Linked DNA regions of Homo sapiens: all the other regions are linked to region 3. The links are chromatin contacts, found by Hi-C or POLR2A ChIA-PET in ENCODE. All regions are on one chromosome and are shown on one strand. The core of a region is the stretch at or near the end of the contact, and the rest is flanking DNA. Distances in the headings are between cores, read along the strand shown. Region 1 overlaps TICAM1 (TIR domain containing adaptor molecule 1). Region 2 holds the start of TICAM1 (TIR domain containing adaptor molecule 1). Region 3 holds the start of MIR7-3HG (MIR7-3 host gene).

Region 1 (3,156 bases), core at 593-3,092, 46 kb before region 3:
GTTCAGCTCACCTGACCCCCTCCTCCCTGTTCCCTTCCTCCCTGGAATCATCATCGGAACAGAAATTCTATAACTTTGTGATCCTCCACGCCAGGGCAGACGAACACATCGCCCTGCGGGTTCGGGAGAAGCTGGAGGCCCTTGGCGTGCCCGACGGGGCCACCTTCTGCGAGGATTTCCAGGTGCCGGGGCGCGGGGAGCTGAGCTGCCTGCAGGACGCCATAGACCACTCAGCTTTCATCATCCTACTTCTCACCTCCAACTTCGACTGTCGCCTGAGCCTGCACCAGGTGAACCAAGCCATGATGAGCAACCTCACGCGACAGGGGTCGCCAGACTGTGTCATCCCCTTCCTGCCCCTGGAGAGCTCCCCGGCCCAGCTCAGCTCCGACACGGCCAGCCTGCTCTCCGGGCTGGTGCGGCTGGACGAACACTCCCAGATCTTCGCCAGGAAGGTGGCCAACACCTTCAAGCCCCACAGGCTTCAGGCCCGAAAGGCCATGTGGAGGAAGGAACAGGACACCCGAGCCCTGCGGGAACAGAGCCAACACCTGGACGGTGAGCGGATGCAGGCGGCGGCACTGAACGCAGCCTACTCAGCCTACCTCCAGAGCTACTTGTCCTACCAGGCACAGATGGAGCAGCTCCAGGTGGCTTTTGGGAGCCACATGTCATTTGGGACTGGGGCGCCCTATGGGGCTCGAATGCCCTTTGGGGGCCAGGTGCCCCTGGGAGCCCCGCCACCCTTTCCCACTTGGCCGGGGTGCCCGCAGCCGCCACCCCTGCACGCATGGCAGGCTGGCACCCCCCCACCGCCCTCCCCACAGCCAGCAGCCTTTCCACAGTCACTGCCCTTCCCGCAGTCCCCAGCCTTCCCTACGGCCTCACCCGCACCCCCTCAGAGCCCAGGGCTGCAACCCCTCATTATCCACCACGCACAGATGGTACAGCTGGGGCTGAACAACCACATGTGGAACCAGAGAGGGTCCCAGGCGCCCGAGGACAAGACGCAGGAGGCAGAATGACCGCGTGTCCTTGCCTGACCACCTGGGGAACACCCCTGGACCCAGGCATCGGCCAGGACCCCATAGAGCACCCCGGTCTGCCCTGTGCCCTGTGGACAGTGGAAGATGAGGTCATCTGCCACTTTCAGGACATTGTCCGGGAGCCCTTCATTTAGGACAAAACGGGCGCGATGATGCCCTGGCTTTCAGGGTGGTCAGAACTGGATACGGTGTTTACAATTCCAATCTCTCTATTTCTGGGTGAAGGGTCTTGGTGGTGGGGGTATTGCTACGGTCTTTTAATTATAATAAATATTTATTGAATGCTTCCGCAGCGCCATTGTCTTCTGGGACACCTTCTGCCTGGCTATTTGTTATAAAACACGTGGCTCCCGCTCCCGCAAAAGGGAACAGGAAGCGGGAAGTGCACGCCTCTTCTTGGAGGGCATAGACCGGCCTTTGCCCTCATCCCATTGGCCAGAATATAATCACATGGCCCTGCTCCTGCCGCAAGGAACCCTGGGAAATGTAGTCCTTTCTGAACGGCCGTGTGCCTCCCGAGTCGGGGTTCTAATACCAGGAAAGGTGGAGGGAAAAGATATTGTTGAGGGCGGGGAGGGTGCAGCCTGGGCAGCATGGTGAGACCGCGTCTCTTCAAAAATACAAAAGTTAGCTGGGCGTGGTGGTGCACGCCTGTAGTCTCAGGTACTCAGGAGGCTGAGGTGGGAGGATTGCTTGAGCCCAGGAGCCGAAGGCTGCAGTGAGCTATGAATGAATGAATGAATGAATGAATGAATGAGTGAGCGAGTGAGTGAATGAATGAATGAGTGAATGAGTGAGTGAATAAATGAACGAGTCAGTGAATGAATGAGTGAAAGAATGAACGAGTGAATGAATGAGTGAATGAATGAACGAGTGAGTGAATGAATGAGTGAATGAATGAACGAGTGAGTGAATGAATGAGTGAATGGATGAGTGAGTGAAAGGATGAGTGAATGAATGAATGAGTGAGTGAATGAATGGATGAGTGAATAAATGCATGAATTTGAATGAATGCCATTGGGGGACATTTAGCAGTTTTTGCTGCAGCCCTTCCTTTTTCTTTGGGGTCTGCCTTTGATGCCCCCACCAAGGTTGGACTCCGATGCCACTGTGTGACATTTGGCAAGTGCCTCCCCTGTCGGAGCCTCTGCTTTTTCATCTGAGAAATGGGTCTGTGGAGGCTGTTGTTTCAAGGCCTCAGCGGATCATATGCAGAACCACATATCAGGTACACCATACCTGGGTAGCAGGTGCAGCACTCATTAAGTATGGGGACCCACATGGAAGGGATTAATATTTTTCAGGGTGACAGACCTTCTAAGAATAAGAATGGAGCCAAGGTTTGTTGGACACTTAACATGTATTGATTCTGGAGTGTCTAAATACATAAACAAGACTGGGTGCTGTGGTGGCTCACATCTGTAATTAATCCCAGAACTTTGGGAGGTTGAAGTGGGAGGGTTGCTTGAGGCCAGGAATTCAAGACCAGCTTGGGCAACATAATGAAACCCCATCTCTATTTTTTTTTTTTCCTGAGATGGAGTCTGGCTCTCTCACCCAGGATGGAGTGCAGTGAAGAGAGCTCAGCTCACTGTAACCTCCACCTCTCGGGTTCAAGCTATTCTCCTGCCTCAGCCTCCCGAGTAGCTGGGATTACAGGAGCTCGCCACCACACCCGGCTAATTTTTGTATTTTTAGTAGAGATGGGGTTTCGCCATGTTGGCCACGCTGGTCTGAAACTCCTGACCTCAGGTGATCCACCTGCCTTGGGCTCCTAAAGTGCTGGGATTACAGGCGTAAGCCACCACACCCAGCCGCATCTTTCTTATTTATGTATGTATTTATTTATTTATCAACTGAATAAGACATCCAACTCTTTTTAAAAAATAAATAAATAAATAGGCCAGGCATGGTGGCTCACATCTGTTATCCCAGCACTTTTGGAGGCCAAGGCAGGCGGATCACTTGAGGTCAGGAGTTCGAGACCAGCCTGGCCAACATGATGAAACCCTGTCTCTACTAAAAATAGAAAAACCAGCTGGGCATGGGGCACACACCTGTAGTCTCAGCTACTTGTGAGGCTGAGGCAGGAGAATCGCTTGAACCTGGG
Region 2 (3,489 bases), core at 799-3,298, 63 kb before region 3:
AAAAGCCGGGTGCAGTGGCTCACGCCTGTAATCCCAGCACTTTGGGAGGCTGAGCGGGTGGATCACGAGGTTAAGAGATCGAGACCATCCTTGCCAACATGGTGAAACTCCATCTCTACTAAAAATACAAAAATTAGCCAGGCATGGGGGCATGCACCTGTAGTCCCAGCTACTCGGGAGGCTGAGGCAGGAGGATCGCTTGAACCCGGGAGGCTGAGGTTGCAGTGAGCCGAGATTGCACCACTGCACTCCAGCCTGGTGACTGAGTGAGATTCTGTCTCAAAAAAAAAAAAAAAAAAAAAGTCTGGGCACAGTTTTGCATGGGTACAAGCACCTATGAGACACTCCTTGAATTGGTAATTTTGGGGTGGGAGACAGAGAGGCCAGGAGGATGTGTTTAACTTTCTCTCCCCCACCAGCCCTGGAGACCCTGAAGGGTAAGACCATTTCTGTCTTCCCCGCTACTGTATTCCCAGAGCCTAGACGTTCCTGGAACACAGTCAGTGCTCAATAAAATTTCTCCCTCACTGGAGAGAAGTACTCAATAAGGGGAACTGTGGGGGATTTGACATCAACATAACTTCCATTGCTATCTCCCTACAAGAACTTTTAGGTGAACTTCAGCCTGGGGTCCCTGAGCCTCTTAGGGGTGTTCAGGGTGTCTGTGAATTCTGATGGAGGAAAAAAATTTCACATCTTTATTTTCACTGACTCTAACTGATAATTACCATTCCCTCAATTATTAATGAAGACAACCACAGGACCTGGGACTTTGTCCGTTTGTCCCTAATAAAAACCACAGATACTTTCAGATTGCATTGCAACCAGAAACACATCTGACACTTGTCACCACGGCAAAATCACTGTGATTATTAGATCTTATTTAATGTGGTGATAAAAATAATATAGGCCAGGTGCGGTGGCTCACACCTGTAATCCTAGCACTTTGAGAGGCCGAGGCGGGAGGATTGCTTGAGCCTGGAAGTTTGAAAGCAGCCTGGGTAATATAGGGAGACCCCGTTTCAAATAATAATAATTATTATAATCATAAAATTAGGCCGGGCGCAGCGGCTCACGCCTGTAATCCCAGCACTTTGGGAGGCCGAGGCGGGCAGATCACCTGAGGTCAAGAGTTCGAGACCAGCCTGGCCAACATGGTGAAACCCCATCTCAACTAAAAATACAAAAATTAGCCAGGTGTGGTGGCACGTGCCTGTAATCCCAGCTACTCAGGAGGCTGAGGCAGGAGAATCGCTTGAACCCATGAGGTGGAGGTTGCAGTGAGCCGAGGTCGCACTACCGCACTCCAGCCTAGGCCACAGAGTAAGACTCCAACTAAAAAAAAAAAAAAAAAAAAGGGAGGCCGGACACGGTGGCTCACACCTGTAATCCCAGCACTTTGGGAGGCCAAGGCAGGTGGATCACCTGAAGTTGGGAGTTCGAGACCACGCTGACCAAGGTGGAGAAACTCCATCTCTACTAAAAATACAAAATTAGCCAGGTGTGGTGGCACATGCCTGTAATCCCAGTTACTCAGGAAGCTGAGGCAGTAGAATTGCTTGGACCCGGGAGGCGGAGGTTGCAGTGAGCTGAGATTGCGCCATTGCACTCCAGCCTGGGCAACAAGAGCGAAACTCCGTCTCGGAAAATAAATAAAAAAATAAATAAACAAACAAACAAATAAAATAAGAGAAATAAAATAAAAACAGCTGCTACATTTATTTCCTGGAAAGCACCTATCACTAACGGAGATGATCCCACTTTACAATTGTGATTACTTTCTCATCTGGGACCCCCGCCCAGATGACTGTGGGCTCCCCGAGAGCAGATGCGAGTTCTTCTGGCCCCCTGCAGACAGTAGGTGCTCACACTTGCTGAACGTGACCGCAAGGGTTGGGAAGAGAGCGCATGGGTGCGGGGCGACCCGGGGACTTTCCCGGTGCTGCGGGGCAGGACTCCGAAACCGTGACCTCACGTCCCACACCCACCCGGGACGCGGAAGGGGCGGCGCGCTTCCTTCCCAGGGCGCGGGCCGCGGGGTGGAGCCAGCGCCCTCAGCGCGCTACGGTCCGCGGGCAACTCCGCAGAAGCCCCAGCCCCCAGGACCCCAGGACCCAGTGGCGCAGCCGGCAGCCCCGGATCCCTGGTAGGTGGGGAAGGGGCGAGGACGGGCCTGAGGTGGAGAAGGTGTCGGGGGTGTGGGGGGTGGCCCTGAGCCCGTGCCGCTCGCCAGGGCTCCAGGCCACCTGGCCTCCCTCTTAGGGCCCCGGTGCGGAGGAGGGGGCCTGGCGCCGCGCGTTGGGAGGTTGACGTTCCCCTCAACCTCCAGCTCCCCGCGCTGGTGGCCCAGATCCTCCCCCACTGTCGGGATCCTCCCCAGCACCCTGGCTTCCTCCCCGACAGCCTGACCCCTCCCCCAAACCCCAGATTCCTCCCGGACACCCCAGATTCCTCCCCAACACCCAGGATTCCTACCTGAAACCCCATATTCCTTCTCACCCCAAATTCCTGACACCCAAGCTTCCTACCTCACACCCCATATTTCTCTCAACGCCCTGAATTTCTCCCTGACACCCAAGGTCCCTCCCTGATACCCCAAATTCCTCCGTGACACCCAGGACCCCTCTCTGACACCCTGGATTCTTCCCCAACACCCAGGATCCCTCCCGAATACCCCAGATTCCTCCCAGACACCCCAAATTCCTCCCTGACACCCCAAACTCTTCCCTGACACCCAGGATCCCAACCTCACACCCTGTACCACCACACACCTTCTTCCTTTCTCCCCCTCCTAACGGTTATCCAGCCACATGGGCTTCCTTACTGTTCCTCCAGCTCACCAGGCGCAGTCCTGCCCCAGGGCCTTTGGGCAGGTGGCTTCACCTTCCAGAAGCTTTCCTCCCTGATCTCCACCCAGCCTCCTCCCTCAGCTCCTTTAGGTCTCAGCTCAATGTTACCTCCTGTCCCCAAAGGCCTCCCTTGACCACCGTGGTCCCCTGTAGCCCCTTCCCAGCCAGTCTCTCAGAGCCACACAGCCCCCGGCTCATGGCTTTCACGTTACTTTTCATTCTCTGAAATGATCTTGGGTTATTTTCTCGCTTACTGTTGGTCTCCCTGAACCAGACTGGGAGCTCTGTGAGGGTAGATGTGCCTGCCTTGATATGCAGTGGCACTTTGAACAGTTCCTGGACCTAGTAGGTGCTCAATAAATGCATATTCGATGCATGAAAGGCTGCATGAGAGTGTGGGAAGGAGAGTGGGAGAGGTGGTTAAAACATTTAAAAAGGACAAGGTGGGAGGATCACTTGAGCCCAGGAGTTCAAGACAAGCCTGGGCAGCATAGCGAGACTCCACCTCTACAAAAAAATTCAAAAAGAAAGTTAGCCGGGTGCAGTGGTTTATGCCTGTAATCCCAACACTTTGGGAGGCTGAGGCAGGTGGATTGCTTGAGCCCAGGATCCTGGGTAACATGGGTGAGACTCTGTCTCT
Region 3 (3,496 bases), core at 217-2,716:
TCCCTGTTTTCCATTCCCGGTTCTCCTGGAGAGAAGCAGGGTCTGATCTCCAAGGGCCCACCTCCCACCCAGGCACGTCAGAGACATGGGATTTGGAGTTGGACTGGTGGGGTTGACTTACAGCTTCACTTGTGGGCTGAGAGTCCCTGCGTGGGTTATTTTTCTGCCTTTCTCAGGGCCTTGGGTTCCCCAAATGTCACATGGGCACAGTAACACCCATGTCCTAGGGTTGAAGATGGCATGATATGATGTATGTAAAATGCTTGGCACAAGGTTTCTCACCGAAGTCTGGAAGAGACACCATAATGTCATCTTAGCAGGCAGCTGTTACCCCAGTGAGGTATCTTACCTGTTGAAAATTCCGGACTTGGGCCAGGCGCAGTGACTCACGCCTGTAATCCTAGCACTTTGGGAGGCTGAGGTGGACGGATGAAGAGGTCAAGAGTTTGAGACCAGCCTGGCCAACATGGTGAAACCCCGTCTCTACTAAGAATACAAAAATTAGCCGGGAGTGGTGGCATGTGCCTGTAATCCCAGATACTCGGGAGGCTGAGGCAGGAGAATCCCTTGAACCCAGGAGGCAGAGGTTGCAGTGAGCCGAGATCGTGCCACTGCACTCCAGCCTGGGCGACAGAGCAAGACTCCGTCTCGAAAAAAAAAGAAAATTGCAGACTTCTGTGTGTGCTTATCTGGAAAATACTTTGTTTAAAAATCCATTACATGAGGTGCAGGTCTCCAGAAATGCCAGGCACCTCAGACCACCCTCTCTCGTCCTCCCCCTGCAAAATCAGGGTCAAAGGGCTCTCCCGTTACCTGGAGGAGCTGTCCAGGGTTCTGGAGACGAAACGGAGCCCGCTGGGAACTGTCCTGAGCCCCGGTGCTGAAACAGATCGCGGTTCTCTTCTCGGACCTCCCGAGAGGCGCTGTCCGGATATTTGGTGCTGAAATAAATAGCATTCTCCTCCTTCGGTCGGTGGAGAGCTGTCCCTCGTGCTGAAGAAAACTTGATTTTCCTCTCTCTTTCCCCGTTCCCCCACCCCTCTTCGTTCTCGGTTCCTCCGATTCTTGGGAAACCCCACCCCCACTCAATTTATTTCCCCTCCTAGCTTCTTCCTGGGGAGCTTCAGAATGGCAATGGGGTGGCGGGGGGGAGACACAGAGGGGTCGCAACTAGCACTGATACCTGCTCCTCACCCTGTACCATGTCCCCAGAACTTACCTCCCAAGCAGTCAGCCCTGCTGGTCTCTGCTTTCCAGACCGTCAAACTTCGCCGTCTCTGTCCCTTTCTGGGAAAATGTCCATGCGCCAACCTGCAAACCAGCCTCATTCCCGGCATCCCACGTCCCTCAGACCACCCCTCCTCCCACGCAGCTGCGGGCCTCCCCCTCTGTGTGCCTCACCTGCTTCCAGTCTTGTTGGCAGATGCAGGTGTCCCGTGGCTGCCGAGGCGGGGACCTGCGCTTTTATAGGCTTCAGGGAAGGCGGAGCGCCAGGAATCCTGGGAGGGGCTTCCCCAACTGGCCAATGGGATTCCGCCTCAGAATGAAGCTCCAAAGATTACCTCATAGGTTGTGGCCCACGCTTCAGAATAAAAGTCTGGCATCTGCCCAAAAACTGGGCTAGGGGATTTTTTCGGATGGGGAAGGAGCATTCATTGTGGACCATGGAGTCTCCCCACTCTCTCCAATCCCCTCCTGGGTTCCTGAGCTCCAAGTTCGTTCAGGTGTCCTGGCTGGTACCTGTTTCTTCCCATTCCCAATTTTTGCTATTGCTCCTGGTTCAGGAAAGAAAAAGCTGGTAAACTGTTTTGGGAAAAAATAAGGGATGTGGAGAATATTAAAGTCCAGTTCCACCTAGGGCAACTGACGTCTGTGAAAATGGAGGGCTCAGAAGACTCTGGGGCAGAGGTGGGACTTAAGCCTGAAGCTTTTGATTCCTTAACTCAAAACCCAATTTATAAAATTCAGCTTATTGTAGTGCTATACTGGGCAGGCTCTGAACCAAAAAACGAAGAAACTGGGGTTCAAGTTCAGATTTTTCTTCTCCTTCCTTTGGGACATTGGGCACAGTTGTGCCTCAGTTTTTGCAACTGTGAAGTAGTGATAATAGTAGAGTATTTGCTGAGGAACTAATGATATGGTGTGGATTGCATGTTAGAAATAATCAGGGCAGGGGCTAATGTGAGTTGGGTGAGGCACCAGCCTCAGGTGCAAAACTTAAAGGGGCACCAAAAAACTCAATAATCAAGGTAAATAATATTTCAGGCCAGGTGCAATGGCTCATGCTTGTAATCTGAGCACTTTGGGAGGCCAAGGTGGGAGGATCACTTGAGGCCAGGATTTCAAGATGAGCCTGGGCAACATAGTGAGACCCCGTTTCTGAGAGAGAAAGAGGGAGAGAGGGAGAGAGAAAGAGAGAAACAGAGAGAGAGAGAGAGAGAGAGAGAGAGAATGGCACCTGTGGTCTCAGCTACTTGGGAGGCTGAGGTGAGAGGATCACTTGAGGCCAGGAGGTCGAAGCTGCAGTGAGTTATGATTGCACCACTGCACTCCAGCCTAGGTGACAGAGCAAGACCCTGTCTCAAAAAAAAATCGATGCAATGTTTTAAGAAATCAAAATGTATGCCAAAATCCACAATGAACAAAATATCAAAAATGTAAATAAAGGCAGAACCAGCCTTTCTGACTTTTCCTTTTGCCTGAGGTCCCAATATGGCTTGGCATGGCACTAGCAATCATGTCTGTTTACGGTAAGTTTTCTAATAATGCAGCTGTTATTCTTTCCTGATCTATTCCACCCATTTATTTGCTCAACAAACTTGTTGTACTAGGCACTGGAGATACATACATGAATTCAGCAACCAACCTTGCCTTTAGGGAGGGTAAAGACATGAAAACTCTGCTCACATGTTGGTATGGGCATTGGGTTGAAGGAACAGTCAGTGTAAGGGCCCTGGTGGGGGTGGGGGAAAGAACAGGCCCTGGGGGGTGAGCAAGCATAGAAGGGACAGTTAGGATATAAATCAGGGACAGCTGTACAGGACCTGATCATTCAGGCCAGGACAAAAGTGAAGTTCCTCAGGTTGCACAGGAAGACCTGCCACCCTTTCTCTCTCCCCTTCCCTAAGCTTTTACTCTGTGCCAGGGTCAGTGCCAGACATTCTACCTGCTGAGTGATCTGAAGGCCTCAGGGCAGCCCCATGAGATAGATCCCAGCCAGGTGCGTTGACTCACCCCTGTAATTCCAGCACTTTGGGAGGCCGAGGCGGGTGGATGACCTGAGGTCAGGAGTTCGAGACCAGCTTGGCCAATATGGTGACACCTCGTCTCTACTAAAAATACAAAAATTAGCCGAGTGCGGTGGCGGGTGCCTGTAGTCCCAGCTACTACAGAGGCTGAGGCAGGAGAATCGCTTGAACCCGGGAGGCAGGGGTTGCAGTAAGCCAAGATCATGCCACTGCACTCCAGCCTGGGTGACAGAGCGAGACCTTGTATA

Evidence for each region. Hi-C counts contacts between places; a loop is a spot of excess contacts on that map. ChIA-PET counts read pairs that join two places held with the same protein, here RNA polymerase II (POLR2A). Pooled maps may share reads with other maps.
Region 1: a loop to region 3 is called in a pooled map, with 2.2 times the contacts of the local background. The contact joins the enhancer-like site here to the promoter of MIR7-3HG in region 3. A Hi-C loop is called at or near these places in 2 of 168 maps with a recorded cell type or tissue (endothelial cell of hepatic sinusoid and mesothelial cell of epicardium) and 5 of 50 pooled maps. POLR2A ChIA-PET finds 5 or more read pairs at or near these places in 7 of 52 experiments (AG04449, B cell, H1 and 3 more).
Region 2: a pooled map shows a loop between it and region 3 (2.4-fold over the local background). The contact joins the promoter of TICAM1 here to the promoter of MIR7-3HG in region 3. A Hi-C loop is called at or near these places in 1 of 168 maps with a recorded cell type or tissue (gastrocnemius medialis) and 1 of 50 pooled maps. POLR2A ChIA-PET finds 5 or more read pairs at or near these places in 4 of 52 experiments (AG04449, H1, HEK293T and 1 more).

What each region holds. Positions count from the first base shown.
Region 1 is chr19:4,814,108-4,817,263 of GRCh38, reverse strand. TICAM1 (TIR domain containing adaptor molecule 1) reads left to right here. Exons shown (of 2, transcript NM_182919.4): 2 at 1-1,332. The coding sequence ends at 1,025. Among named protein-coding and RNA genes, the nearest start is that of TICAM1, 16 kb to the left of the region's middle. RefSeq lists an enhancer at 1,282-1,411. Within about 2 kb of position 1,842, at least 13 of the 41 ENCODE cell types and tissues checked have a DNase peak (open chromatin) inside an H3K27ac peak, as active enhancers do.
Region 2 is chr19:4,830,271-4,833,759 of GRCh38, reverse strand. It overlaps TICAM1 (TIR domain containing adaptor molecule 1), which reads left to right and starts at 2,048. Exons shown (of 2, transcript NM_182919.4): 1 at 2,048-2,146. RefSeq lists silencers at 1,912-2,201, 2,212-2,331.
Region 3 is chr19:4,767,075-4,770,570 of GRCh38, reverse strand. It overlaps MIR7-3HG (MIR7-3 host gene), which reads right to left and starts at 1,466. Exons shown (of 3, transcript NR_027148.1): 1 at 1,220-1,466; 2 at 814-941. RefSeq lists a silencer at 740-1,034.